Linked DNA regions of Homo sapiens: regions 1, 2 and 4 are each linked to region 3. Evidence: chromatin contacts called from ENCODE Hi-C or POLR2A ChIA-PET data. All regions are on one chromosome and are shown on one strand. Each heading gives the region's core, a stretch centred on a gene start or an enhancer-like site at or near the end of the contact. The rest is flanking DNA. Distances are from core to core; before and after follow the strand shown. Region 1 overlaps EPB41L4A (erythrocyte membrane protein band 4.1 like 4A). Region 2 holds the start of EPB41L4A (erythrocyte membrane protein band 4.1 like 4A). Region 3 holds the start of NREP (neuronal regeneration related protein). Region 4 has its middle 50 kb from the start of WDR36.

What was found. Hi-C counts contacts between places; a loop is a spot of excess contacts on that map. ChIA-PET counts read pairs that join two places held with the same protein, here RNA polymerase II (POLR2A). Pooled maps may share reads with other maps.
Region 1: a map of endothelial cell of umbilical vein shows a loop between it and region 3 (6-fold over the local background). The contact joins the enhancer-like site here to the promoter of NREP in region 3. A Hi-C loop is called at or near these places in 1 of 168 maps with a recorded cell type or tissue (endothelial cell of umbilical vein), 1 of 37 single-sample maps with no recorded cell type and 4 of 50 pooled maps.
Region 2: a map of cardiac septum shows a loop between it and region 3 (2.2-fold over the local background). The contact joins the promoter of EPB41L4A here to the promoter of NREP in region 3. A Hi-C loop is called at or near these places in 1 of 168 maps with a recorded cell type or tissue (cardiac septum), 2 of 37 single-sample maps with no recorded cell type and 15 of 50 pooled maps. POLR2A ChIA-PET finds 5 or more read pairs at or near these places in 1 of 52 experiments (WTC11).
Region 4: a loop to region 3 is called in a map with no recorded cell type, with 3 times the contacts of the local background. The contact joins the enhancer-like site here to the promoter of NREP in region 3. A Hi-C loop is called at or near these places in 2 of 168 maps with a recorded cell type or tissue (IMR-90 and mammary epithelial cell), 7 of 37 single-sample maps with no recorded cell type and 12 of 50 pooled maps. POLR2A ChIA-PET finds 5 or more read pairs at or near these places in 1 of 52 experiments (OCI-LY7).

The regions. Positions count from the first base shown.
Region 1 is chr5:112,336,112-112,343,038 of GRCh38, reverse strand. The region is part of intron 1 of EPB41L4A (erythrocyte membrane protein band 4.1 like 4A); the gene reads left to right. Among named protein-coding and RNA genes, the nearest start is that of EPB41L4A, 80 kb to the left of the region's middle. RefSeq lists a silencer at 3,781-3,981. Within about 2 kb of position 4,323, at least 3 of the 41 ENCODE cell types and tissues checked have a DNase peak (open chromatin) inside an H3K27ac peak, as active enhancers do; they include endothelial cell of umbilical vein, where a contact is called at or near this core.
Region 2 is chr5:112,416,684-112,423,678 of GRCh38, reverse strand. It overlaps EPB41L4A (erythrocyte membrane protein band 4.1 like 4A), which reads left to right and starts at 4,402. Exons shown (of 23, transcript NM_022140.5): 1 at 4,402-4,738. The coding sequence starts at 4,640. EPB41L4A-DT (EPB41L4A divergent transcript) reads right to left here and starts at 4,096. Exons shown (of 1, transcript NR_027706.1): 1 at 2,701-4,096. RefSeq lists a silencer at 3,648-3,737.
Region 3 is chr5:111,752,658-111,759,592 of GRCh38, reverse strand. It overlaps NREP (neuronal regeneration related protein), which reads left to right and starts at 2,399. Exons shown (of 4, transcript NM_004772.4): 1 at 2,399-2,457; 2 at 3,763-3,823. The coding sequence starts at 3,821. RefSeq lists silencers at 1,269-1,628, 1,649-2,048 and an enhancer at 2,642-3,199.
Region 4 is chr5:111,138,993-111,145,671 of GRCh38, reverse strand. No RefSeq gene overlaps it. Among named protein-coding and RNA genes, the nearest start is that of WDR36, 50 kb to the right of the region's middle. Within about 2 kb of position 1,596, at least 2 of the 41 ENCODE cell types and tissues checked have a DNase peak (open chromatin) inside an H3K27ac peak, as active enhancers do; they include mammary epithelial cell, where a contact is called at or near this core.

The DNA of each region.
Region 1 (6,927 bases), core at 3,074-5,573, 580 kb before region 3:
ATGGGATCTATTTCTATCGGCCACATTCTGAATATGACACTTTTCATTTAAAGTCAGTTGTACATTATAGAAATCCTCTAAGAAACCTGTTTAGAAACCGTTCTATCCAAAGTACTTTGCATAGTTTCTAGGTTATAAGGGATTTGTTTATGGTGACAAGATTGACTGCTGAAATGTGTGCTTGGGAGTGAATGCCTCAGAAGTGTAGCAATTTACTACAAAACGTGTGTATCTGTGCACGATGGAATTTTCTTACTTTGTATGCCAGTCTGCCAACTGGCAGCATAAAAGTGACCTACGAGAGTCTCAGTGGTGCTCTCTTATGAAGTCCACCCCTTTGGGTCTGATCTGCTTACTTCTTCAACCCAGGTGGCCATGGAGGCAGTTGCTCCTGCTGCTGGCTGCTGACTGCTGACTGCTCTTGCTCGACTAGGAACAATAGACCCTCAGCTCTAATGCATTTCACATGTATTGGATTAAACTGGTAACTAATGCATCACGTGGGGAAATTGGCCTGGCTGATAAAAGGGCCTTGAAAATGTGCCTGGTGCTTTTGCAACTCTGTAAAATCTGCCACCAGCACACCTACTTGTCAGGACTGCCTGTTACCTCCAGCCCACCACACTGGATTGTGCTGAGCACAATTTCTATGAATAAAGCATTCTGTGAATGCTTTAGAAAAGTTATCAGGAAAGACCAGTGATAAGATAAATTTCATGTTTCTGTAATTCAGTGGGAAAAGGAGCAAAGACAGGACAGGAATGGAAATTGGTGAGCCACTTGGGATAGCATGTTATCACGTCCAGTCATCATGGTTGTCTGATCATACATGTTGTGTATAGTATTTCTCTTCATTACCCAGTATCTTGTCTTTTATAAAAATGGTTATTTGTTAACTTCTTTTTTATAAAAGGGAAGATTTTAATATGTTTTAGTTTGTGTCTCCCAAGAATATATTTCTGTGACAGAGTTTTACAGTTTCTAGTTGCATAATGTTTCGTGAATTCTCTTGATCCATTCTATAGGAGGAAATGGTTTTATTTGACTTTAAATATAGTTATTTGAAGAAATTTCCCCACATTTAATTTGTACCTTTAATACTGTTATACTGTCTTCTCATAAGCTAAGATTATATATAGGATTTGGGATTACTGTCCAAAAATATTTTTTCCATTTTTCTTTTTGATACAGGGCTCTATGTTTAGAGTGTTATTCAAGACGTAGTTATGGATGAACAATACAACTTTTGGGGTGTGTGTGTATGTGTGTGTGTGTGTGTGTGTGTTTTAAATAGTGACAGGGTTTTGCCATGTTGCACAGGCTGGTCTTGAACTTCTAGACTCAAGTGATCCACCTGCCTCAGCCTCCCAAAGTGCCAGAATTATGGGCGTGAGCAACTGCACCTGGCCAAGCTTTTAATTTTTAAAATTACTTTCTTTTGGGATTGTTGGATGTGAACCATCAACAAAGATGTTTTTAATGGTTCATCTGCCTTGCTGATTTGTGAGGTTATGAAATTGGTTTCAGAGGATCCTATTGCTGTGATATTTCAGTTGACAGTTAAAGCATCAGATACTTTAAAGCTACATTTGATGATCCCTGCTATTAAAATAATTTTTGGACCAACGGTACCGAATACAATACATACACACACAGTATGTTTTTGGAAAATTATTCATTGAAGAACTGGTTATGAGAGGAGTAAGAAACATTTGTATCAGTTTTAGGAAGGTTAAGGCATTATAATCAAACACAGTTATATGTGGGATTTTTGGAAGTTGATAAGCATTCATTCAACAATTTAATTAAAATTTGAGTGTCCTGCATACCAGGCTCAGGGGACAGAGCAATGAACTGAAAAGTCCCTGTTCCCATGAAGCTTTCATTCTCATGGGAAGGAGACCAATTAAACAGTGAAAACATTAATATACAATAAACGTAAAGAAAAACAAAGTAGGTGATGGGGATAGGAGAGATGGCGTGTGGGGAGGATTGCTATTATGGAGTGGTGCTTGCAGAGGACCTTCCAGAGAAGGTAACATTTGAGCAGAAATCTGAATGAAGTAAGGGACTAAGCCATGTGGCTGTTTGATAGAGGGAAAGAAAAATCCCTGCATTGTGAACAGTAGGTGGAAAGGTCGAAGGGTATATGTAAATGGATACTTATGTATGAAATATATTTATGTTTACAATAGGGCTGAGTGAATGTTTTGGGCTTGCTGTCGAAATTGAATCTCTATCCAGGGAGTAGACATAGGAGCAACAATATACGTCCTTTTTAAATGGATCATTTATAAACAAAATTCATATCACCGAAAGAAAATTGGCAGAAACGTACATGTAGTTACATCAGAACTAGCGAATATAAAAGGTAAAAATAATACCTTAATATGCTATTATACATCCATTTAAAAATTGATGTTCTACAGAGCAGGGATCTGTTTTTATTGCTATTTAGTCTTTATATGAGAACTAGAAAATATTTCCTTATTGAAGGAAGTAATCTAAGTAAGACTTCCCACCCTTCTCAAACTGTTGGCCAGAGAGGCAGATAAGAAGTGTGATAAAAGCCAAAGCAGGGGTCATGGTTAAATGCTACAGCAGTGGTTCCCAAAATGTGTTCTCTGGACCTGCAGCATCAGCATCCTCTGGGATCTTGTTAAACGTGCATTTTGGGGCCCCACTCCAGATCAGCTGAATTAGGAGCTCCGGGGGTGGAGCCTAGCAGTCTGTTTCAACAAGGCCATCGGTTGACTCTGATGCATCCTAAAGTTTTAAGAACCACTGTGCTACAGAGAGGTCAAGTTGGATAAGAGCCAGAAATCTTCACTGGGGTTCCTAATTGGGTAGATCTTCCTTTCCTTCCGTCACTCCCTCAATCTTTTGCAGACTTGACTCTGACCTTAACACTTTGTTGAAAGGGCGGGGTCGATGGGCTCTCCTCCGTGACTTTTCTCATGCTGCTGTGAGCATTGGATATGAGGGAACCACATGGGGCCCTAATCGGGAGTTCTGGTTCTCTGTTCCAACTTTCTCTTATTAACCAACTGGGTGACATGACGTGAGTGATTAACTAGTCTAGGCCCTGGTTTTCTCATCTGTGAGCCCAGAGAGTGATATTTATTAATAATTAAAAGGTCTCTTCCATGAGGTCTGAAGTTATTATTTGCTTAAATATTTATGCATTTGAAATTTATAAGCTTGGCCAAGCGTGGTGGCTCACGCCTATAATCCTAGTACTTTGGGAGGCGAAGGCAGGTGGATTACTTGAGGTCAGGAGTTGGAGACCAGCCTGGCCAACATGGTGAAACCGCCTCTCTACTAAAAATACAAAAACATTAACTGGGCATGGTGACGTGTGCCTGTAATCCCAGGTACTCAGGAGGCTGAGGCGGGGGAATCGCTTGAACCCAGGAGGTAGAGGTTGCAGTGAGCCGATATCAGGCCACTGTACTCCAGCCTGGGCAACAGAATGAGACTCTGTCTAAAAAAAAAATATATATATATATAGATATATATCTATATATCTATATATATATATAGATATATATATATATATATATAGATATATATATATCTATAGCTATATATCTCCTTGTTTAAATATATTTATTTGTTACTGTATTGTTAGCTACTTAGATTTATGTGTGTTATTTGTGGTTACCAAAACTTTGACTCTCCACTGTATACTTCAGTCCTATAATAATGGAGCCAGTTTATTTATGGGGGCAGTGCTGTCAGGCCTTGACTGACCTTGTCAAGGAGCCTGACACTGTTATTTTAAACCCATCAGTGGTGTGATAGCCAGCCCTGATTCACAGCTTGTGTTTATGGTTTGATGATTAGAATCTCATCCTTTGGCCAAGGAACACAGCCACATTTGAAAAGCTCCTATTGTGCAATTCCTGCTCTCTTCGCTGGCACCTAAACCCAGTCGCCAGGCCTGTTGATTTTTCCCTCCAGTATCTCTTGCATTCATATGCTCTTCTCCCTTCATTCTCCCCCACCCTGTCACTTTCTTTTATTTACAAATGTTCTCTGAGTGCCTACTGCATGCTAGGTAAGGCGCCAAAATGGTCTGGAGATAAAGTGTGAGCACAGCAGGAGACAGAGGGAGATAGCCATTCTTGAGCAGTAGTTGGCAAACCTTTGCTGTAAATGATTAGGCAATAAATATTTTGAGCTTTGTGGGCCATTAGGTCTCTGTTGCACCTCTTGGACTCTGCCACAGACAATGTGTAAAACAATAGTGGACGTGTGTTCTAATAAATGCTTAGGCAGTGACTCAGATTTGGCCCATGTGTTGTAGTTTTCCAACCCTGTTCTAGAGGGTGAGGGAGGCCGTTAACAAATACACAATGTGTGTATGTGTTTGTCAAGTTATAACTGCTACGAAGAGAATGGAAAGCTAGGTATCTTTTTGTGTGTGGTGGCGGGGGGTGTTCTTTTTTATATACGCTGGTAGAGGAAGCCTCCCCCATCTCCAGACAGTGGGGGAAACAAATCATAGGATACCTGATGGTTTGAAGGGCCTTCCTGGTGAGGGAGCACAGGTGCAGCGACCTGGTATGACCATGTATTGGGCTTGTTCAGGTTAACAGCAGGGAGCCAGCCATGCTGGAGAGAGCCGGAGCAGGTGGGCAGGCAGTCTGAGACAGTGCCGAGAGAAGAGTTGGTAGGGGGGTCACCAGCAGACAGGGAGAAAGGGCTCCCCACAAAGAAAGTAGCTTCTTTGAAGGTTTGAAGGGGTCTGAGAAGCTGATCTGCTATGGGAAGGTAGCAGTTTAGTTTGGCTAGAGAGCAGATGAGATGGGATACTCAGGGGTGTGAGAAGACTGAGATTAGTAAAGTCAGCTTCAAATGTCATGCCAGAGGAATTTCACTGTATTCATGGGCATATTTTTTAAGGCAAGGAACACTGCTTGTGTTTTAGAAAAGGTGACACATGGCATTTTGGAGGGTAAGAGGCAGGGATGTGGATGGGAAGAAGGTTGAAGGCCTGACCTGAACCTAAGGGGATGGAGGCAAGGCGAGCGATTTAGGAGATATCTCACCCTCAGACAAATGGGGTCCTCTTTTGTCTTTCCATGTGCCCAGTGCCTTCTTGCAGTCATTGGTACCTTTGTTTCTGCTGTTCTGTCCTCCAGGGATGCCCGCTCCTGACTTTCACTTCCAAGGAATGGCCCAAAGGCTTCCATCTGTGAGAAGCCTGCCCTGACCACTCATATTAGAAGAGTTCACTTTCTCCTCTCAATTTTCCTAGCACCTTTTCCCCAGTACTTTTTTTACAATATGGGTCAGATAGGGCTTTTGTTTAGATGCCCTTATCACTTCTTATGTATTGTAACACTCTTGAGGGCAGGAGATGCTTTATTGAAATTAGGATCCTTGTATATGGTGTAGCAGGGAATATGAACTCGGGGGTTATGCTGTCCTCCCACTTACTGTGTGACCTTAGGTCAATCACTTTGCTTCTCTGAGCCTCCGTCCTTTTGTCTATGAAAGGAGACAGGAGTTTCACCAGTCTGTGGGGATCTTGTGATGACTGAGATACTGCATGGAAACAGTTCAAACAGAGCCTGAACATCTTAAGTGTTCAATAAATGTTAGCAATTATTAGTAGCATTACTGATAAAACAGTGCTTAACACGGTGGTTGATATATGGTAGATACCCAGCAAACGTTTGACATAGGGGATGTGGTACCGGATTTTATAGTAGATTGTGTTAGACCAGACTGAATTGTGGCAAAGCTGACTATAACAGATGGGTTTGGGCTTTGTAATGATCAAATTATGGAATTTCAGAGAAACTTATATGTAGCTAGATATCTCATTAATTACAGAGGAAAAGCTGATAAAATTTCATTTATATATGGTTGAAGAGCCCCAGTACACATGCATTATCAGTATTAATGATGAAATATTGCATCTTACAAAACCTTCACGTGACAGGCTCAAAAGGTAAACACTGAGGGGTAATGATTAATGTCCACAATGCATATTGTTTCTATACAGACAGGTAGCTGTTGTTGTTTGGGTTCTCAATGGCACTGTGAAATAACTACAGACAGGTTGTATTTGTTGTCTTATGAGCAAGGTATATGAACAGACTGTAAAAGGGAAGTCTCTAATGAAAAGATGCTTTTGCTCTTGAGAGATCAGAAATTGTTTTTAGACATGGCCTTGAGAAAGTTGAAAGACATGTAATTGACCCCAAATACCTCTAGGACATTTGTCAATTCTGAAAGCTATCACCTACTCATTATTTCTGCAGCTAAAAATCTTCTCTTTCTAGCTTTCTGACCTTGTATCTCAGTGGCACAGCCACCAAGCCTTTGGATGTTGTCATCATCTCCTTTCTGTACTTTTGCCTCTCACACCCTGACTAACTTTTTGGTTTTGCATTTTGGATCCACTCAGTGGTAAGCCCTAATTACAGGGCCCCACCCAATCACAAGGGGACCAGGAAAGTGCTCTTGTACCACTGGAAGTATTTGGCGAACAGCTCTAATGACCACCACAGTATAATGTGTACAGGGTAAAGAATCACCCCACTTTGAAGCCTTTTAAAGGGGTTGGCGGGATGAGGAAATCTGCCTTCTGGAACACAGGAAAGAATAATGCCACAGGCCTCCTATTTCATACTCTGGAATTGAACTCCCGCCCCCAACCAGTGACATGCAGAGGAAAGCGCCTTACTCCACCTAACTCTGAACAGCCCACTTTGAAGCTTTTTGACCTGCACTTTCTCAAACAAGTCGATGCAGGTTCAATTTCCACTGCCCCCTCCCCATCCATCTTTGGTCTTAAAATTAACTTAAAATGTGTTTGTTTCTGGATTTGCCACTGCTCCTTGAACTAGTAATGTGTGACTGCTTTCTCATACTCCTTTGTGCCTTCACTTGTGTTTCCCTCTTTCTTGGAAG
Region 2 (6,995 bases), core at 3,153-5,652, 660 kb before region 3:
TTATCATGACAAAATGTTAATGTTTAACATTTAACAAAATGTTAAAACAAAAATCACTGAAAAGAGATCAAAGCCTTTGATGCAAAGCTTTAAATAGAGCATATTATGTTATGCACATGTTGAAAACTATATGATTTTCCTGGGAAAAAGTGTTTGAATAGCATCTTGTTAATTTGTTTCTCTGGATAGGCAGAGAAAGTCTTCCTCCAAAATCTTAAGGAAGGTCTATGTTCAGCTTTTTAAGAAACTACAAAACTTATCCAAAGTGGTTATACCATCTTGCATGCACTCCAGGATTATGAGAATTTAAATTGCTCCACATCCGGCCGGGTGCAGTGGCTCTCGTCCATAATCCCAGCACTTTGGGAGGCCGAGGCTGGCGGATCATGAGGTCAGGAGTTCGAGACCAGCCTGGCCGATATGGTGAAACCCCGTCTCTACTAAAAGCACAAAAATTAGCTGGGCGTGGTGGCACGCGCCTGTAGTCCCAGCTGCTCAGGAGGCTGAGGCAGAAGAATCGCTTGAACCCGGGAGGCAGAGGTTGCAGTGAGCTGAAATTGTGCCACTGCACTGCAGCCTGGGTGACAGAGCGAGACTCCATCTCAAAAAAAGAAAAAAAAAATTGCACCACATCCTCACCCACACTTAGTGATATGGTAGCTTGGTAGCCATTCTATTAGGTGTCTAGTGGTATCTTATGGTGATTTTAATTTGCATTTTCCTAGTGACTAATGATGTTGATCATCTTTCCATGTGTTTATTTGCCAGTTGTATATCTTCTGATCCAGTCATTCTACTCTGTATTACAAAAGAAACAAAAGCACATGTACATATAAAGACATGGATCCTTTCTATGGGCTGAATTGTGTTCCCTCAAAATTCATATGTTGAAGCCCTAACCCAATGTGACTGTTTAGAGATAGGGTCTATAAGGTGGCAATTAAAGTTAAATGAGATCCTAAGAGTAGAGCCCTGATACCATAGGATTAATGTTCTTGTAATAATCGACCCGAGGGTGCTATCTTGGTGTCTTTCTCTCCCCAACCCTCCTTAATATTTCTGTCTCACCCTCCTTTTCTCCCTCTCTTCTCCTTCTATTCCTCTTCCCTTTCCCCTTCTCTCTGAAAGCACACAAAGATGTCATGTGAGCACACAGTAACCTGGAGCCTTCCTTCAAGTCAGGAAGGTGCCTCACCAGAAACTGACCATGATGGCACAGTAGTCTTGAACTTCCAGGCTCCAGAACTGTGAGAAAATAAATGTCTGTTGTTTAAGCCATCCAGTCTGCTGTATTTTGTTATAGCAGCCTGAGCTGACTAATACAATCCCCATAGCAGCTTTATTTGTAATAGTCAAAAACTGGAAACCACCTAAATGAATGGAAAAACAAATTGTGGTATATACATACAATGGAATATTATTGAACAATAAAAATAAATGAACTATTTATATTCACAACAGCATGGTTAAATCTCAGTTGTGTCCAGTGAAACAAACCAGACAAAAAGGAGAGTTCACACTGTATGATTCAATTGGTATTAAACTCTAGAAAATGTAGCTAAATGATGGTGACAGAAAGCAGATCTATGGTTGCCTGGGAGGTGAGTCGTACTGAGGAATGGGAGTGTAAGATGACAAAGTGGCCAGGCGCGGTGGCTCACACCTGTAATCCTAGCACTTTGGGAGGCTGAGGCGGGCGGATCATGAGGTCAGGAGTTTGAGACCAGCCTCGCCAGCATGGTGGAACCTTGTCTCTACTAAAAATACAGGGCATGGTGGCGCACTCCTGTAGTCCCAGCTACTTGGGAGGCTGAGGCAGGAGAATTGCTCCAACCCGGCAGGTGGAGGTTGTAGTGAGCCGAGATCGCGCCACTGCACTCTGATAGAGCGCGACTCTGTCTCAAAAAAAAAAAAAAAAAAAAGAAAGATGACAAAGTGCAGGAGGAAACCTTAGGGAGGGATGAATATGTGTACTAGCTTGATTATGGTGGTGGGTTCATGGGTGCACACTTATGTCAAAACTTATCAAATTGTACACTTAAAAATTATGCAGTGAACTGTATGTAAATTATATGCAATAAAGCTATCCTTAGAAACTCTGTGGAATCCTCTTGTCACTAGTAATCTCTAATTTTGTGTTAAATAGATTTTAAATGTTCTTTTCTCCAGTCTCCGATAAAGAAATGGAAAAGAAAATGCTTCACTCAGGAAAGAGTGTCATATGTATGGGACCTTATGGCTTTGTAACTTACCTTATGAGGAGCTGGGAACAGAATCCCTGCCCATCCAAAACCCTCAGCCTTCTCACTGCCACTGGAGGTAAAAAAACAAAAACAAACAACAGCAAAACCAAAAATCAGAAAGCAAAAAAACCAAATCAAAGGGCCAAAAAACAGGTGAGAGCAAAACTCAAAAAAACTGGGAACAGATGATTGCTTGAACCTTTTGTTTTTGCAGCCTCAAGTGTCTCGGTTGGATATGGAGGTAAAGAATGAAAATGTTAAGCCATCTTTCAATCACATTTGGTAACTCCTGTCAGGAATACTGTATTACAGAAAAGAAAAGCCTCTACAAGCAGAAATGCTAAAATCTAGCATAATAAGGTGTCACCTCATAAGGCAGGCAAGACTTTGACAATAAAACAAAGCTGGACACGAAATTTGATCAGAAATTCAAAACCTGAGTCAATTTCACAGAAAATTCAGAAGATAAAATAGTTTTATTCATAGCCTAGGTAAAGTTCAGAAATTTATATTGCACTTTGGCGGTTATGCTGATCCTGTGTTTGGATGGGGTCACAATAGCAGGGAAGGCCGAGGCTTCCTACAGAAGGTCCTTTGTGGCAAATCACTATGAGAGGAAACTCCATCAAAAGTCGCCAATTGTTCATTTCATTTCTACTGTGCTACGGAAGCCTGGTTTTGTTTTAAGGGCTAACGTCCTAGGTTTTAAGCAATTTTTTTTGAGCTTTGGCTACCCAGCTAACAAGCAGTAGAATAGTCAACTCAAAACTACGTCTGATGCCAAAGCTCTAACTCTAAAACTCAATATAGAGTTTTTTTTCTGTGACACCTCCCCTCGTGTCTCCCCTAACTGCGACTCGCATTAACTCGCTGCTGGTTCCCAGCTGGAGAGCACAGATTGCACCTGCTCCGAAGCCCAGCGGGGCTCAGTGTCGTCCGCAGCTCAACCTCGGCTGCCTGTGCACGGACATCGGGACCCACCAGGGGTCACTGCAGCTTCAGAGCTATTGTGCCCCTCAGTCCTGGACGCGGCCGACCGCGCGGAGGGCGTGGGATTGGGACCGCCGAACCGTGGGGTCCGAGCAGCACCGCGTCCTCTTCTCCCCACCCAGCCTCCAGGTCTCTCGGGGGAAGGACGCAGCGAGCGCTGGACTGCCCCGCGGCTTGGGCGCAGTGTGCGGCTTGGCAGCGTGGACTCGCCGGCACCTCGCCGCTGGGACCACGGTCTCTGCCCCGCCCTCCGCCCCCAGCTGATACCCCGCCCAGAAGGGGCTCCCCTGCCGCGGCCAGCGCTGGACTGGGGGGTCCGCTTCGTTCCAGGGCTTTTTGCAGACGCCTGGACCGGGCCCACATGCACCTGGGCTGCTCCCGCCCGGGGCGCCACCACTCGCGCGGCCAAGAGAACTTTCCCCGGAGCCTCTGCGGCCTGGCGCGCCCAGGGCGCACCCCCCGCTCGCCCGTCCGCCGCGTTCCCAGCTGGGGCGTCGCTCCTCCGCCCGCAGGTCCCCGCCTCCCCGCTTTGCTGAATGTCCTGAAGAAGCCGTATTCCGCCGCCGCGGCAGGCATTCCCGGAGGGAGAGCTTGAACTTGGCTACACACGGCCACCCGTAATGAGCTCGGGAGTCCCCGGACGGGAGCCACACCCCGCGACGAGCTGACCTCCCCTCGCTGGTCTGGGTAAGGAGCCTGCTGCCCTTTCCGCCTCTCTTCCGGCTCCTCGGCGCTTGCGGCTGGGGGACGGGGTAGCGGACGGAGCGACGACCTTCGCCTCTGCCCCTGCGCCCATGGTCGGGGCGTCGTGGGTGCTCCTCACACAAAAGAAAAGCCGAGCGCTTCATACTCGGCGGATCTGACCCGGGGCTGCGGGGCGGGGTCGCGGCTGGAAGTGCGCGCCCGCGGGGGACTCCGCAGGCCGATCGGACGCCAGGACGTCGGGGCCGCGCTCAAATCCGTGCGGCAGGAGGGAGGTGCAGCGCTTCCAGGGTTTTCCAAGGCCGGGGAGAGCCTCGAATTCCCATCACTCCTTTTTCTGGTCTCTTGCCCCCAGTGCCAGGAGACTTTTGTCGTCCCCAGGACTGCGGGAGGGGCCCCGCGCCCCCGCCTTCGGAGGAGCTCGAGCCGCAGGATGCGCGGGGACGCGCCACCGCCCTCCGCGCCCAGTTCCGCCGGCGCTTCCCCGGCGGCTCCCGGGCGCTGACTCTCCCGGGCTTTTCCGCCTTTCTCGCTCCCGCCCCGCCGGGCGGTTCGGCGGCCGGTCCCCGGACCCCGCCGGGAGCTGCTCGTCTCACCCTCGCCACGGCGCGGACAATAAATTAATGCATCGCGCTTGAGTGGAGGGGGCGGCTGGGCGCCTCGGTGGTAGCTTTCTCTCCTGGCTGGAGACGACCACAACCGACATGGGCTGTTTCTGCGCTGTTCCGGAAGAATTTTACTGCGAAGTTTTGCTCCTGGATGAATCCAAGTTAACCCTTACCACCCAGCAGCAGGGCATCAAGGTGGGTGCGGCCCGGAGCGCGTTCCGGGGGTTGGCGGCAGGGCGGGTGCGGGGGTCCATCGCTTTGAGGGCTGTCACCGGTGGGTCGAGGGCGGCGGCCGCGACTCTGCGCGGTGGGGAGGAGAGGCCGCTGTCCCCTGCGCGCAGGGAGAGGGTGGACGTACCAGGGTGAGTTAACTTTGAGTTCCTTCATAAAGCAAAGTTGAGTTTGACGTTTCTAAGTTTACTCAGCACACCGGCTCCCAGCAGCACCCCAAAACTCTTCCCCAAACCGGTTTTCTCCAAAAGCCTCTGGGTGCCCCGCAGCTCTCAAAGAGGGGCAGAATGGGTTATACCAGCTGCGTCCCACCAGTGTGGAAGGCATGGTTTCCCTCGACTTTGTTGAAGGCGTTTTCCTTGACAGTGTTATTAGGGAAGTGAACTAGTTCACTCGTTGAAACGCATTAATGGGTCATTGTGATTGTTTTGCGTGGGTTCGTAGTTGGGTAATGCTACGTTTGGACGGAAAATATTTTCCCTTTCTACAGCGACCTGGGTTTATCCTCACATTTAAGTAAACATCTCTCAAAGCGACCCAGTAATAACTTTGCTCCTGTTTGTGGGTCATTAAAATGCAATCACTACATTAACCTAGAGAGCCCAAACAAAAAGGCAGCAGAGCTCGCAGAGATCCTCTTCCTTACATTGGATGAGAAGGTACGTATGTTTGTAGTGACAACCTGACCGACGCGCCTGCGTGCTTGTTTTGCTTTTGCAACAGTGTTAACTACCTAAAGGAGATCTAAATCCGGAGCGTTTTGTTGTTTTGTTTATCTTTCTCTTTCAGTTTTAGATCGCTAAGGCATTTTAGATAAGGCAACAGCTGAGTCTGGTGAAGGGAAACCGCCCCCCCGCCCCCGCTCTGATAGAGCTGGCTTTCTGAGAAATCGAGTTCAGGCTGCCAAGTATCCTCTCTTAGTCGCTTCATCTCAGAAGTTAATCATAATGGGGTAGGCCCTGGGCATTTCCTTTTGTGAATCAGTTTTTACATAGTTTTATGCACACTAGGATAACTATTCCTGGCTAAAAGTTTCAGCGTTAATGTTGCCATTCTTAGTGTACAGAATTCCAGTTTCATAGGTGTAATTCTTTTGCGGGAGAAAGGAGCAAAAATAATCAGTTAAAGCTACAAGATTGTTAACCCTTTCCTTTAGGAGGTTGTTTTGAATATTGTTTCCCCAGTAATTATACTGAGCAAAATTCAGTTCGATTCTCATTCGGTATTTCCTTTCAAGACCAATAAAATAGACTCTTTTCGGGGAGGGTGTACATTTTGTATTTTTAACTTTTCTTTATGTTCCAAAATATTTCTCCTCTCACCCGCCCAATGAAATCAGGAAAATATTGTAACTTACAAGATGATGTAACATTCTTTGGTGTACTGTATGAATAAAATAGGCAAAAATCACAAAAACATCCTAAATTGTAGATAATATATAGATTCTTGTGTCGAGATAGAAACAATTAGAAAAAGGTAACTGATGATCAGATACTAAGACAGTAAAGAAATCTTTTTGAAGTGCAAAGTCTAAATTATCTGGAGTCTAAAGTCATCTGGAATGTGAGCTTCCTATTTAATCATCAAAGTCATGCCTATCAGCTGTAGAGCGTGTACATTATTCTGTCAAGAGAGCAGCCAGGACTTGGGATCAAATGGAATAATTTTGTCAAAGAAACATGAATCAAAAATCCTGATCCATAATTATTTTTTATAATCCAGTGGTGCTTATCTTGTTTTACAAATGGGCTGAAAATTGGTGAGTGATTCAAAGGCAACAGCAACTATGTAATACTGTTACTTTGGATATGGGCCATATAACTAAACAATAATTTAAGCAGGCTGTTGTTGGAAATAATCATTTAACAACAGGCTTGGCCTCTGTCCTTGTCACAAAAGCATGCCACAATTATTTTGATGGCCATGTGTGTAACACAGATGTTGTCTGCTAAAGCTAATCACATTATCTTCTATGCTACCTTAAAAGTGTATGTGTTAAACACCTACCCACCCTTGGCGTGTACTAAATTAAATATATTTGCATATTTATAAATGGTGTGTATAAAAAAACTTGCATGTAGAGGTATTCAAACATTGGATGAACATGTTTATGTTCTGTACATACTTGACATTTTAAAAAACTTTTTCCTAACCTTCCTGTATTATGGTGCATAGGTACAATTGATGTGTGTTGCATTAATTACTTAAAATTAACTCCTAC
Region 3 (6,935 bases), core at 1,150-3,649:
CTGTCACCTGAATGTCTATCATTACAATGAAGAAAAATTGGCCAAGAGAGGTGGCTTGTGCCTGTAATCCCAGCACTTTGGGAGGCCGTAGTGAGGATTGCCTGAATCCAGGAGTTTGAGACCGGGCAACATGGTAACATGGTAAGTCTCCATTTCTTAAAAAAAAAAAAAGAAAGAAAGAAAGAAAGAAAAATTAACACTTCTCTGTGAAAGAACATCTTAGGGAAGTTTTACATAAACGTTAAAGTCCCTGTGTATGTATGTGTTTATATGTATGTTTCCTTGTAGAAGCAGCTTTTGAACAAATATCACTGGGATAGATTTTTGGTAGTCTGATTTGATGGTGCGCCCTTGGGGTCCTTTCCCAGCCTGACCCTGAGGTGAATGCCAAAGATCTCAATGTTGAGGTGCCCTTGAGCAGCGTGTTGGGGTTCCAGACTTGCAGATCAGCCCCCAGGCGTCTCCCCTCTCCCACCACCCAGCCTATGCCTTACACCTTCCTTCCAGTACTTCCCTGGCTGGTAAACTGGCCTGAAAGGGTCAAGGGAATTTGTTGAGTTTTATATTTCTTCCCTTTGTTCCTAGCTATGGCTGCCAAATCATCTTATTTTTGCAGGAAAATTACTGTGATGTTTTAGATTAATTCAGAGAAGCTTTCAGTGGGCTCCTTAAACATCATACCCAGTGCAGTCTAACAGGCATTTGTTGTGGCAATGGCTTTGTAGTTTTAAAGGTGACCTATAGTCCCAGCAACAAGCATACAGAGAACTCAGTGCATTCTTTTAGAATTGTGAGTGTAAAGTATTGCTTTTTAAGGTTTGCTATTGCTGTACCCAGTATGTTAAATCTAAAACATCAGACATTCTGTAAACACGTTTAAAAATTGAGTTTTGTAAATTTGCCTTATTTTCTTTGTTACAATGGAAAACATTGCTTTCAGTGATTAGGGGAAAAAGTGGATGGCAAATTTAGAAGACACTATGATCCTTTATATCTTTTTTTCTTGGAAAGGCAATTTAATTAGGAAATAATCTTCTCCTGTGACATCTGAGAGTTACCATAAAATGATATCCTGCTTTATTGGCAACAGAACCAGTTTATTTGAGTTTGTTGCAAAATTTTGAGCTATTACATTACTATGAAAAGATAGATTTTAAATAAGAACGACGAGTTTACAAAAATCAGAAATGGCAAAGCACTTTATTTTTTAAAGCAATCCTCGATTTTAAAAAGTACAATTTCAGACGGGCAGGCAGTGGGGGAGCGTATAGGGAAGGAGAAGGAAGCACCAGGGGAGTATGTCTTGGGCCGATCACGCCAGGCCGCAGCTCTGGCTGGTTGTGCGCGTGTGACTGTGTGCACGTGTGTGTGTGCACGCGCAGCCACAGGACCTCTGGGCCCGGCCTTCAGGGGCGCTCCCCGCCCCGGGCTTCCCCGCGGAAGGGAGTGGGGCGCGCGTACCCAGCTGAGGGGCAGGGTCCGACCCGAGGCCGTGTGCAAATGCATCCTTCGCGGACTCTTTGTGTGTCTGAGCGCGGCTCCGCGCCGCCGCAGGCACCATTTTCTGCTTCGCTCAGGACAGGCACATAAAAGGAAGGCGGCTGCCGCCCGTCGCCGTCCTCTTTTCCTCAGATGCCCTCTGCTGCAGGTTTATTATTACAGTACGGGCCGCGCCGCCTCTCCCCACGGCCCTGGCGGGCCGCCGGGCTGTGCAGCACCCTGGCCGCCTTCACGCTTGGCGCGCCCCCAAACCGCCTCCTCCACCTCCTTATTTGTCTGAAAAGCAACCGCACGTCGAGGCGGAGAGGCTGGCCGGGGGCGGGGAGGAAGGCCGGGGATTTGCGCGCGCCGTGCTCCCGGGGCGGGGCCGGGGCGCAGAGCTGCGGGTCCGCTTTGTCTCCCCGGGGCGCCGCGCGGTGCAGTGGGGACGGCGCGGCGAGCGGGGCGCCCGGGGCGCGGGTGCGGGGTGTCGGGGCGCGCGCGCCTGTTGGCCGCTCGCCGACGGGGCCCAGAGCCGCCGATTCCTGCCGAGTAAGCAGTCTGGCTCCTAGGCGGCTGCACAGTGGCAGCAAGGCTGGGGCGCTGGCTCCGCGCCAGCTCCATCAGAATTAGCTCATTGTTCACTAGCACCCTAGCGGGAGAGAGAGGGAAAGGGAGAGAGAGAGACTCTTAGAGAAAGAGAGAGACACACACACTCTTGGAGAGAGAGCGCGAGGCAGGGAGATGATCTCCTCCTCCTTTTTCCAAGGCTGCACTTCTTGGAAGTGAAGCCGGTTTGGGTTTTGTTTCCCTTCCCCCTCCTCCCTCCTCTTCCTCCACCCCTTTCCCCTCCCCCTCCCTCCCCCAATCCCCCCTCCCCCCCCAATCTGTCTTTCTAGCATGTTGCCCTTTTTCAACCACATTTGTGTTTCAGGTGTAGAGAGGAGAGAGAGTGAACAGGGAGCGGGGCTTTTGTCTGTAAGTATATGCCATTCCTATCCCCGGCTGGGAGCGCTGGTTTCTCTTTTGTGTCGATTCCTTGCCGTTGCTCTTAGCTGGACCCTTCAACCCTGCAGAGTTCATGCTTCTTCCCTCTAAATTTTAAAGAGCTGAAGCGTGTACCTTGGAGAAATTCTGGCATTTTGGTTGTGCTGCATTCAGGCTGGAATTTAACTTGGGTTTTTTCTAAAATGCACAAGTTCGGAGGGAGAAATGAATTCTTTTGGGAAGGGGTGGGGTTTTGTGCTTGTTGGTGTGGTTAATTTTGTTCTTCTTGCTCCTAAAGCCTTGTTAGAAACTGTTGTGTTTCTTTGCATTAAATGCACTTTGGTGCATGCAAGCTTTTCCTCCCTTTTTATAAAATGAATTTGTGTCCCTCCGCCCTTACACTTGATTACTCTTTCAATGCTGCTGCTTCCGAGGGTCTTCTTAGGCATTCGATCTTGCAGCACTTTTTTCTGCATTTTCTTATAAAGCAGTTGAACTTTGGCGGGGAGGGCCTTAAAAATAAATGACTGTTTTTTTCTTGGTGATTATAATAATCTGATGTGCATTTATGTGTATCTATAATAACATTATAGGAAAACTCTAAGAGCGAATGATACCCTTTTTGAGAACTTTTAGTTTCTCCATTCATCTTAATTTTTGTCATAACTGTGTTAACAAAAGAGCGGTCTTCTGATAATATAAAGGTTGAGGGTAAATCACTGCAGCAGTATGTACATTAATGTTTATTTGGTTTAGGGAGAAGGACAGAATGGTGTATATTCCTGACTCCCCCCACCCCCCCCGCCGTGTAGGGTTTTTTTTTTTTTTTTAAACACGGAAGGTTATGTAATGCAGTGCCATTTCCAAAAATATCCACTCTGAGGCATTACACTACACGGTGGAAGGCTGATTCCTATTCTGTCGTCTTGATTGCAAATATACTGCCAGTAGTATGTCTGGGAACAAAGAGCAGCCAGAAAACAATCTATTTTTATCACTTGGTTCTACTTTTAAGTTGCTAAACCTTTTGAACTCATGCAATTTAAAGATGAACCAAACACTAAGAATAGCCCAGGACTCTGCAAAGCCAAGTACCAGGGATTCCTTTGTCCCTTAGTTAAGCCTATAGGCCACTTGGAAAGCTCTTTCAGAAATCCCAGTAGTTAACAATAATTTGCATGTAACTTATCTTAACCACAGAAAATGGTTATTCGTCTGTAACCTCTAAAGAGGCATTTTTCGTTTGCTGACCTGTGGTGAGGCGATGTGTCTACTGTATTTAAACATATTTTGCAGGTTGGTCTCCCTGGACTGAAGAGAGGGAGAATAGAAGCCCAAGACTAAGATTCTCAAAATGGTAAGACTTGGTCATCAGAGGAGATTCTCAGTACTTCTTACCAGTCTGTTACATATAAATATCAACCACCCATCTTCATCCGCCTCAACCCTTCATTGTTCTACACCCCATCTGACCTTTAAAAGGTTCTATCTCCAGTTCCTGGGAGCGTTGCAGTACAGCAATTTATGTGAATTGGATGTGGCAAATTAGTTCTTTGACTTGCAATTATTTTGAATAGAAAACTAAAATTCCTCTTTCAGAAGTGAGGATTTATTTAATTTGAACAACAGAAACTATTCGGTTCTTTAAGAAGAGTGATGTGTTGTGACACGCATGGAGGTGGTGACAGCAGTAGGGCTCAAACAAAGCCTTGGGTCTTAGAGCTAGGCCGAAGTTACCCAAAACTGAGGAGTCTGTCCAGCTGATCAAACAGCTACTGTATATGCTATCCTTTAAAGCAATATAGATGAAAAGCATGAATTTTTATATTAATGTGCCCCATCTATTTAAATATAATTACTGTTATTTTTCTCGATTTATAATTTCATTTGTGAGAGACATGTACTCAATTTTAGAAGTCAAGCATGTTAACCTCTAAATAAAAGTATAACTATTTCTGACAAAGCTTATGATCCACAGAGAATGCAGTTTAATGTTTGATTACTGATTAAGGAAACAGAAGGAATACACATTAAAAGCAGCTGAATAAGTATATTAATCATCTATGAAAAATTTCCTCTTTGGAAATAAGATGAACTAAAAAAAATAATAGAAATATCATAAAACTTTTTAGTGAAGTACAGCGTGTCCTACTGCAGATGTTTATACTCTTTAAAACACCTCTTTGTCACTTAGAATGTGTGATTTCCAAATTTAGTTTTAGTTTTTTTCTTTGAAACGAGGGTGGAATTTAATGAATCAAAATTTAATCTGATATCTTTGATGTTTTCTTTGAGAACAACCCAAGTATAAGCTTCCAAGGAGAAAAATGAATCAGGCAGTTAAATGAGTTCAGTTTGATTTTTATTAACAAGTGTTTTATTTTTTATGTATGCGTCACTTGTCATTTCAACAAGTGGGTGTCAAAGCACCACATGGACCTTGTTTGAAAATGATCAAATTAAGGAACTTGAGGTAGAAAGACAAAAGAAGTGAACATAAAATTAAGCTAATCAATGGATTTTGTGCAAATGGTTCCCAACTTCATATTAAATTCTTAATTAGCTGTTGTCATAGAATAATAGGATGGTAATAAAATCAACTGCTGTAAAGTATTTGTGTTTACTTATTTTTTACTGTGACTGGCCACATCACCTTGCCTCCAAGCTCTTTATCTCAGAACGTTACCTACTTTCTGTGACCATAAATAGATCACAGAGGTTTCATGTATGTTGCAATATGTCAGGTGACCAGTTTAAACATAAATATGACTATGGACCCTACCAAAACTAACTCTATAGATCAAGCTCAAAGAGTAAGATACCATGTTTCTGTAGTAGTAAGTAGAATGAGCTTTGTAGAAGGTAAGCATGCCTGCCAAAGCTGAGAGTGGAAGTTGGAACCATTTGAATGCAGAAAAGCAAATGCAAATTATTATTACGTGTTAATTTTTTTGCAGTTGTCGTTTATGTATGGTGGCAGAATGGGGAATCACAATTTGTTGCTCCTGGAAGGATTTTTACTCATGAAAAAATTCTCACAACTTTTTGGTGATCCTTTCATCAAGATGTCAGTCCCTTTTGGCACAAGCCCATTGCCTGAAATGAAACCACTGACAGTTATTGTCTGTGGGTGATTCCAAGTAACTTTCTAGCAATTCTCTTTTTCCAGAAAGTCTTGAGATCTTAAAAGTCTTTGCACATATTAATGTAAAAAAAGGTTTCACTTTTTTTTTTTTTAAGAAGTGATATTAGAGGTGTCTTTGTATCTCCTCTTTCTGCCTTTTGGCAAAATCAAGTTAGTTTTCTTCCCTTGATTAAAATTGGAATTACTTTGTGGACCTCTGTAACTGGCTTACTTAGAGTGAAGACTTAGCCCACATACAGTAGAAACTGCTTCTAGTGAAGCAGTAGATTTGTCTCCTGGACACCTCTAGAAAATACATAAGCATGGCTCTCCTGTTAAACTTGTATTTCCAGTTACATAATTTAAAACGCTAAAGAGGATCTAATTTCAGTATATTTTACCTATTTAGTAAAGGGCTTATTTCAAATACAAATTTATAATCAGCTCATTTTAGTGTAAGAAATTATTTAGTAGATTCCAGAATTCGTAACAGTGACTCAATATCTAGACTTTTTACGTATCTAAAATGATAATGTTTTACAACAATAATGTGGAGACACTTAAGGATTCTCGAGTCCCTTCTGTATCATTTATATATCTATAAAATATATATATAATCTATATATATCTACATATCATATATATATACATATATATATATATATATATATAAAATCAACTTGTGCAGCTCTAGGAGGCACCAATTACATGTGTTCTGTGTATGGGCCTCCTTGAACGCCACTGCACGGAGTGCTATTTACATAAAGTTGTGCATGGTGGCACCTAGGGTTGTGCAACTCAAGAGTACTGTTAAAAGTGTCAGTTTTGAGTATAGTTTGCTGTATCTTAGTTGAACAGAACATTTTTTTCAATAAGTCATTCTCCAACTTTTTGTTTTCTAGTAAATATGCCTCTCCCACCCCCACAGTTTTGTGTTTTTTTTTGCAATTAGTAGGATATTAAGTCTTCAGCATTTCTTTAATTTACATTTGGCTTTCTGCTAAATTTTAATTGCTATGATTGTATTTTACATGAGATCTATTTAGGTATTCTATTTTAAAGGCACTTGCTTTGGATAAGTTAATGAGAAGAAAACAGTTCAGAATGAATAGATGATCCTATTGAATAGTTTGAAAAAATAAGTTATTTAATCCAATGTCAAGGTTAAGTCCTGGTTTTCAACATGATTGCCTTCTACACAGTGAACTTGCCTCTCAGTGTGTGTGTGTGCCATGGACTCACAGTGACGTAAGCATGAGTTCATTATGTTTTAACAGAGACCTAGGAATTGGAACAATATAAGTTCTCTTTAAGACTGATGCTGAGCTTTTAAAACAGATGAGTT
Region 4 (6,679 bases), core at 347-2,846, 610 kb after region 3:
GATGTTTTGAGTACACCGAATAGGAACACTTAACCCATCCTGGGGTAAGGTTAGTGGTCAGAAGAGGTTCCCCATAAGAGAAAGAATTCAAGTCTTGATGTCTAGTGCAGAAGTAGGAAAAGTGCAATCTGGGGAGTGGGAACATCTATTTAGAAACCACCAAGTCACTTCAAACTCAACTACCCTCACTTCATCCTCAATTACCTCCTTGCATTTGCATGTGCACACCTCTCTCTTTCTCTCTTACACACACACACACACACACACAATTTCTTATCGTGGTGAATAACAATCACACAATCATCCATCCAGTACTACAAATAGAAACCCAGGAGTTGACTTTATTATCCACCTCTCAACTATCACCAAGTCTATTTCTACCTCCTAAATATCTTCTTAGTTGCATCCCACACATAATGATATATCATATTTCTATTACTATTTAGTTCAAACTATTTTCTATATTGTGTCTACTGTTAAATCCATCCAATGAATGTTTTAATTTTTAAATTTATAATTGACACATAATAACTGTATGTTTATGTAGTACAACCTGATATTTTAATGCATATATGCATAGTATAAAGATTAAATTGGGGTAATTATCATATTAACCACCTCAAATATTTATCATTTCTTTGTGGTGGCAATGTTCAAAAATCTTCTAGCGATCTTGTAATATGCACTGTATTGTTATTTGGTACAGTCACTAATGCTGGTGAAGATGCAGAGAAAAGGGGATTTTTATACATCATTGGTGAGAATATAAATTGGTACAGTTATTATGGAAAACAGTATAAAGATTTCACAAAAAATTAAAAATAGAAGTACCATCTCCAGCAATCCCATTACTGGATACATATCCAAAGGAAATGAAATCAGTATGTTGAAGAGACATTTGCACTGCCTGTTTATTGCAGCATTACTCACAATAGCCAAGATTAGGAAATCAACTTAAATGCTCATCTGCACATTAGTGGATAAAAAAAATGTGGCATATATACATACAGTGGAATACTATTCAGCTATAAAACAGAATGAAATCCTGTCATTTGTGGCAACATAGATAAACCGAGAGGGCATAAATTCAGACAAGCCAGGGAGAGAAAGAGAAACTGCATGAACTGACTCATATGTGGAATCTAAACTTGATTTCACAGAAGTAGAAAGTAGAATAGTGGCCACCAGAGGCTGGGAGGAAAGGGGAAAGGGAGGACTTGGAAGAGGTTGGTCAATGAATTTACTAACTTAGATATTTAATAAAATATCTATATTTTATTTTTCAGTTCTAGAATATTATTTTAGTAATTGTCAGGAAATTATAATAGCTCTGTTAAAATTCTCCATCTTTTCATCCAGTTTGTTCATATTTTCTTCAACTTCTAATAGTTTCAATTTATCTCTGGTTTCAAATGTCTTCAGTGCAAGATCAGTCCTGTATGTATTACAAGTCCCTCCCTTTGGCAAGCCTTTGGGATCTCAGCACAATGAGTTGCCAAGAACTCCCTCTATCTGGGAGGGACTTACTATCCAGCCTTCAGATTACTGGGCTACCACATCCTCTCACACAAGTCTCCCGAGGGAGAATCGGTGGGCGGGAGAACTTGGCCTTGAAACTCCTCCAGATTCCAGTTGGTCTCACTAACCCACACACAGACATTTAAAACTCCACTGACTGCACCTTATGCAGGAAGAGTCTCCCTGCTTGAATCAGGCCCAATCCTCACCAGCCCACGCCTGACTCAGTAGTTGCCCCTAGCGAAGGTAATGCCTACTGATTTTCATTCTCTAGGAAGCACTTGTCTCCCTGGAATAGGGTTCCTTTGGACTTCTTCCTATCCACAACATTTTGATGGCTTAAAAAACATGTATGTTATTATATTATACTTTATTTTTTAATTGTTATAACTAAAACTGCAAGCCCCTTGTTATATGATCAGTAGTATGTTGTGAAATGCTACAGTCGAATCCATAAATAGCCCTTGAATACATCCAGTTTTCTCTGTCTCTGTTCTACCACCTGATCCAAGACACCATCATCTTCCCCAAATTCCTCATTGGTCTCCCTACTTTTATTCTCATTTCACTAGTCTTTAATCTGTTCTTCATTCTGCAATCATTGAACTCTTTAAAATGCGGACCTAATGATAGCACCCTCTTGATGAACACTTTTCAATATCTTTACTCGGAGGATAAAGATAAAAATCCTTAAAGCGTGATTTTTGGATGATAATGATGTGTCAGTGTAGGTTCATCAGCTATAACAAATTTACCACCTTGGTGGGGGTATTGATAACGGGGGAGGTTGTGCTTGTTTGAGGGGAGGGGGTGTATGAGAAATCTCTGTACCTTCCTCTCAATTTTGCTGTGAATCTAAAACTGCTCTAAAAATAAAGTCCATTAGAAATATATACATATATACAATTTGTCCATAAATAACAATCTTTACAGGCTATTCATCCCGACAGATGAGGTGATGAAAAGACTGACTCATCAATACTTTCCTCAGACATCCTAGACTAGGCCTGAGATTGGCCTTAATTCTTCTTGCTGAATGAGTATGGGATCAATAGAGGGCCCTCCAACCTCAAGGTCGCCACAGCATCAAAGCATCCCAGAATCTAACTTAACTTTCCATTGTTTTAACAATTATTTTATTAGGGACTTTACTCATAAGTGACAATCAGTAGAGTTGAGACCAGGGGTCGAGAGCAGTTGAGACCACCCGGTGCCAGCCCTTAAGTCGGGAGAGGCCTGGAATTCGGGCTGCTGTTTAGTAAGCTTATAGAAAAGAGTAGGGTCACTCTCACAACTGTCACCTTCTTTTCTTTTCTTTTTTTTTTTAGACAGAGTCTCGCTCTGTCCCCAGGCTGGAGTGCAGTGGCGCGATCTCGGCTCACTGCAACCTCCGCCTCCTGGGTTCAAGCGATTCTTGTGCCTCAGCCTTCCGAGTAACTGGGATTACAGGCATGTGCCACCACACCTAGCTAATTTTTGTATTTTTAGTAGAGACGGGGTTTCACCATGTTGGCCAGGATGATCTTGATCTCCTGACCTCGTAATCCTCCCACTTCAGCCTCCCAAAGTGCTGGGATTACAGGCATGAGCCATCGTGCCTGGACTCTTCTTTTTTTTAAATTTCATTTTTAAAATTTCAATTGTTATCTGAGTACAGGTCATTTTTGGTTAAGTTCTTTCGTGGTGATTTAGTGCACCTTTAGTGAGATTTTAGTGCACTTGTCACCCGAGCTGTGTATACTGTATCCAAAATATAGTATTTTATCCCTCTCTCCCCTACCATCTTTTTTTAGGCCTTTGCATCCTCATAGCTTAGCTCTCACTTGCAAGTGAGAACATACAATATTTAATTTTGCATTCCTGAGTTACTGCTTCACTTAGAATAATGGCCTCCAGCTCTATTCAAGTTGCTGCAAAAGACGTTTTTTATGGCTGAGTAGTATTTCATTATATATATATATATATATATATATATATATATATATATATGCCACATTTTATATATATATATGCCACATTTTTTTTACCCACTCGTAGTCGATGGGCACTTAGGTTGGTTCCATAGCTTTGCTGTGTGAATTGTGTTGGTATAAACATGCATGTGCATGTGTCTTTTTTGTATAATGACTTCTTTTCCTTTGGGTAGATACCCAGCAGTGGAATTGCTGGATCGAATGGTAGTTCTACTTCTAGTTCTTTAAGGAATCTCCATACTGTTTTCCATAGTGGTTGTACTAATTAACTTTCCCACCGGCAGTGTAACCTTGTTCCCTTTTCACAACATCCACACCAACAGCTATTGTTTTTGATTTTTAACTATGGCCCTTCTTCCAGGAGTAAGGTGGTAGGTATCTCATTGTGGTTTTGATTTTGCATTTCCTTGATGATTAATGATGTTGAGCATTTTTTCATGTGTTTGTTAGTTGTTTGTACATCTTCTTTTGAGAAATGTCTATTCATGTCCTTTGCCCACTTTTTGATGGGGTTGTTTTTTCTTGTCGATTTGTTTGAATTCTTTGTAGATTCTTCATACTAGTCCTTTGTTAGATACATAGCTTGCAAATATTTTCTCCTACTCTGTGGATTGTCTGTTTACTCTGCTGATTATTTCTTTTGCTGTGCAGAAGCTTTTTGTTTAATTAGGTTCCATTTATTTATTTTTGTTTTTGTTGCATTTGCTTTTGGAGTCTTAGCCATGCCTAAGCCAATGTCCACAAGAGTTTTTCTGATGTTACCTTCTAGAATTTTTATGGTTTCAGGTCTTAGATTTAAGTCTTTGATCCATCTTGAGTTGATTTTTGTATAAGGTGAGAGATGGGGATCTGGTTTTATTCTTCTACGTGTGGCTTGCCAGTTTTCTCATCACTCTTTATTGAATAGGGTGTCTTTTCCCCAATTTATGTTTTTGTATTCTATGTTGAAGATCAGTTGGCTGTAAGTATTTGGCTTTATTTCTGGGTTCTTTCTTCTGTTCTATTGGTCTACTTGCCTATTTTTATGTCACACTGTTTTGGTAACCATAGCCTTGTAGTATGATTTGAAGTCAGGTAATGTGATACCTCTAGATTTGTTCTTTTTGCTTAGTATTGCTTTGGTTATGTGGGCTCCTTTTTGGTTCCATATGAACTTTAGGATGTTTTTTCTAGTTCTGTGAAGACTTATGCTGGTATTTTGATAAGAATTGCATTGAATCTGTAGCTTGCTTTGGCAGTATGATCATTTTCACAATATTGATTCTTCCCATCCATGAGCATTGGATGTTTCCATTTGTTTGTCATCTATGATTTCTTTCAGCAGTGTTTTGTAGTTTTCCTTGTAGAAATGTTTCACCTCCATGGTTAAGTATATTTCTAAGGTTTGTTTGTTTGTTTTTTTGTTTTGCAGCTGTTGTAAAGGGGATTGAGTTCTTGATTTGATTCTCTGCTTGGTCGTTGTTGGTGTATAGCAGTGCAGTTAATTTGTGTACATTGAGTTTTTTATCCTGAGACTTTACTGAATTCATTTATCAGATCTAGGAGCTTTCTGGGTGAGCCTTTACAGTTTTCTAGATATACAATCACATCAGCAGCAAACAGTGACAGTTTGACTTCCTCTTTTCTTTCTTTCTTTTTCTTTTCTTTTTTTTTTTTTTTTTTGAGATGGAGTCTCACTCTATCACCAGGCTGGAGTACAGTGGCACAATCTTGGTTCACTGCAACCTCCGCCTCCTGGGTTCAAGCAATTCTCCTGCCTCAGCCTCCTGAGTAGCTGGGACTACAGGTGCATGCCACCACTCCCAGCTAATTTTTGTATTTTTAGTAGAGATGGGGTTTCACCATGTTGGCCAGGATTGTCTTGATCTCTGGACCTCATGATCCGCCTGCCTCAGCCTACCAAAGTGCTGGGATTATAGGCTGGAGCCCCTGCGCCTGGCCTGACTTCCTCTTTTCTAATTTGGATGTACTTTCTTTCTCTTGCCTGATTGCTCTGGCTAGGACTTCCAGTACTATGTTGAAAAGAAGTGATGAAAGTGGCATCCTTGTCTTGTTCCAGTTCTCAGAGGAATGCTTTCAAGTTTTCCCCATTCAGTATGATATTGGCTCTGGGTTTGTCATATATGGCTGTTATTACTTTGAGGTAAGTCCCTTCTATGCCTATTTTGTTGAGGGCTTTTATTGTAAAGGATACTGGATTTTATCAAATGCTTTTTCTCCATTTATTGAAATAATCATATGGTTTTTGTTTTTAATGCTGTTTATGTGATGTATCACATTTATTGACTTGTATATGTTAAACCATCCCTGCATCCCTGGGATGAAACCCATTTGGTCATGACGCATTATCTTTTTGGTGTGCTGTTGGATCCAGTTAGCTAGTATGTTGCTGAGGATTTTTGCCTCTATGCTCATCAAGGATATTGGTCTGTAGTTTTCTTTTTTTGTTATGGCCTTTGCTGTCTTTGGTATTAGGGTGATACTGGCTTCATAGAATGATTTAGGGAGGATTCCCTGTTTCTTTTGGAATAGTTTCAGTAGAATTGGTACCAATTCTTCTTTAAATGTCTGGTAGAATTCAGCCGTGAATGCATCTGGTCCTGGGCTCTTTTTTTTGGCGGGGGGACATTTTTAAAATTACTGATTCAGTTTTGCTGCCTGTTATTGGTCTGTTCATGGTTTCTATTTCTTCCTGATTTAATATAGAAGGGTTGTATATTACCAGAAATTTATCTATTTCCTCTAGATGTTCTAGTTTGTGCACGTAAAGGTGTTCATAGTAGCCTTGAATCATCTTTTGTATTTCTGTGGTATTGGTTTTAATATGTCACCTTTTTTCTTTTTTTTTTTTTTTTGGGAAATGATATTAATTTATTATTTCAATACACATTTAAATACCATCCTTACGTGTAGCTGTCTCATCCACTAATATATAAGGAAAGAATTTCTTCCTGGGGCAGTTTTTCATTAAAAACAGGTTCTCTTTGAATCAGATGGCTATGAATGTCAGTTTGCCATATTATCTCTACTTGTTTAATATTTTTCTTTTTTTTTTTTTGATTTATTTATGGTGTTTTTTTTTTTTTTTATTATACTCTAAGTTTTAGGGTACATGTGCACATTGTGCAGGTTAGTTACATATGTATACATGTGCCATGCTGGTGCGCTGCACCCACTAATGTGTCATC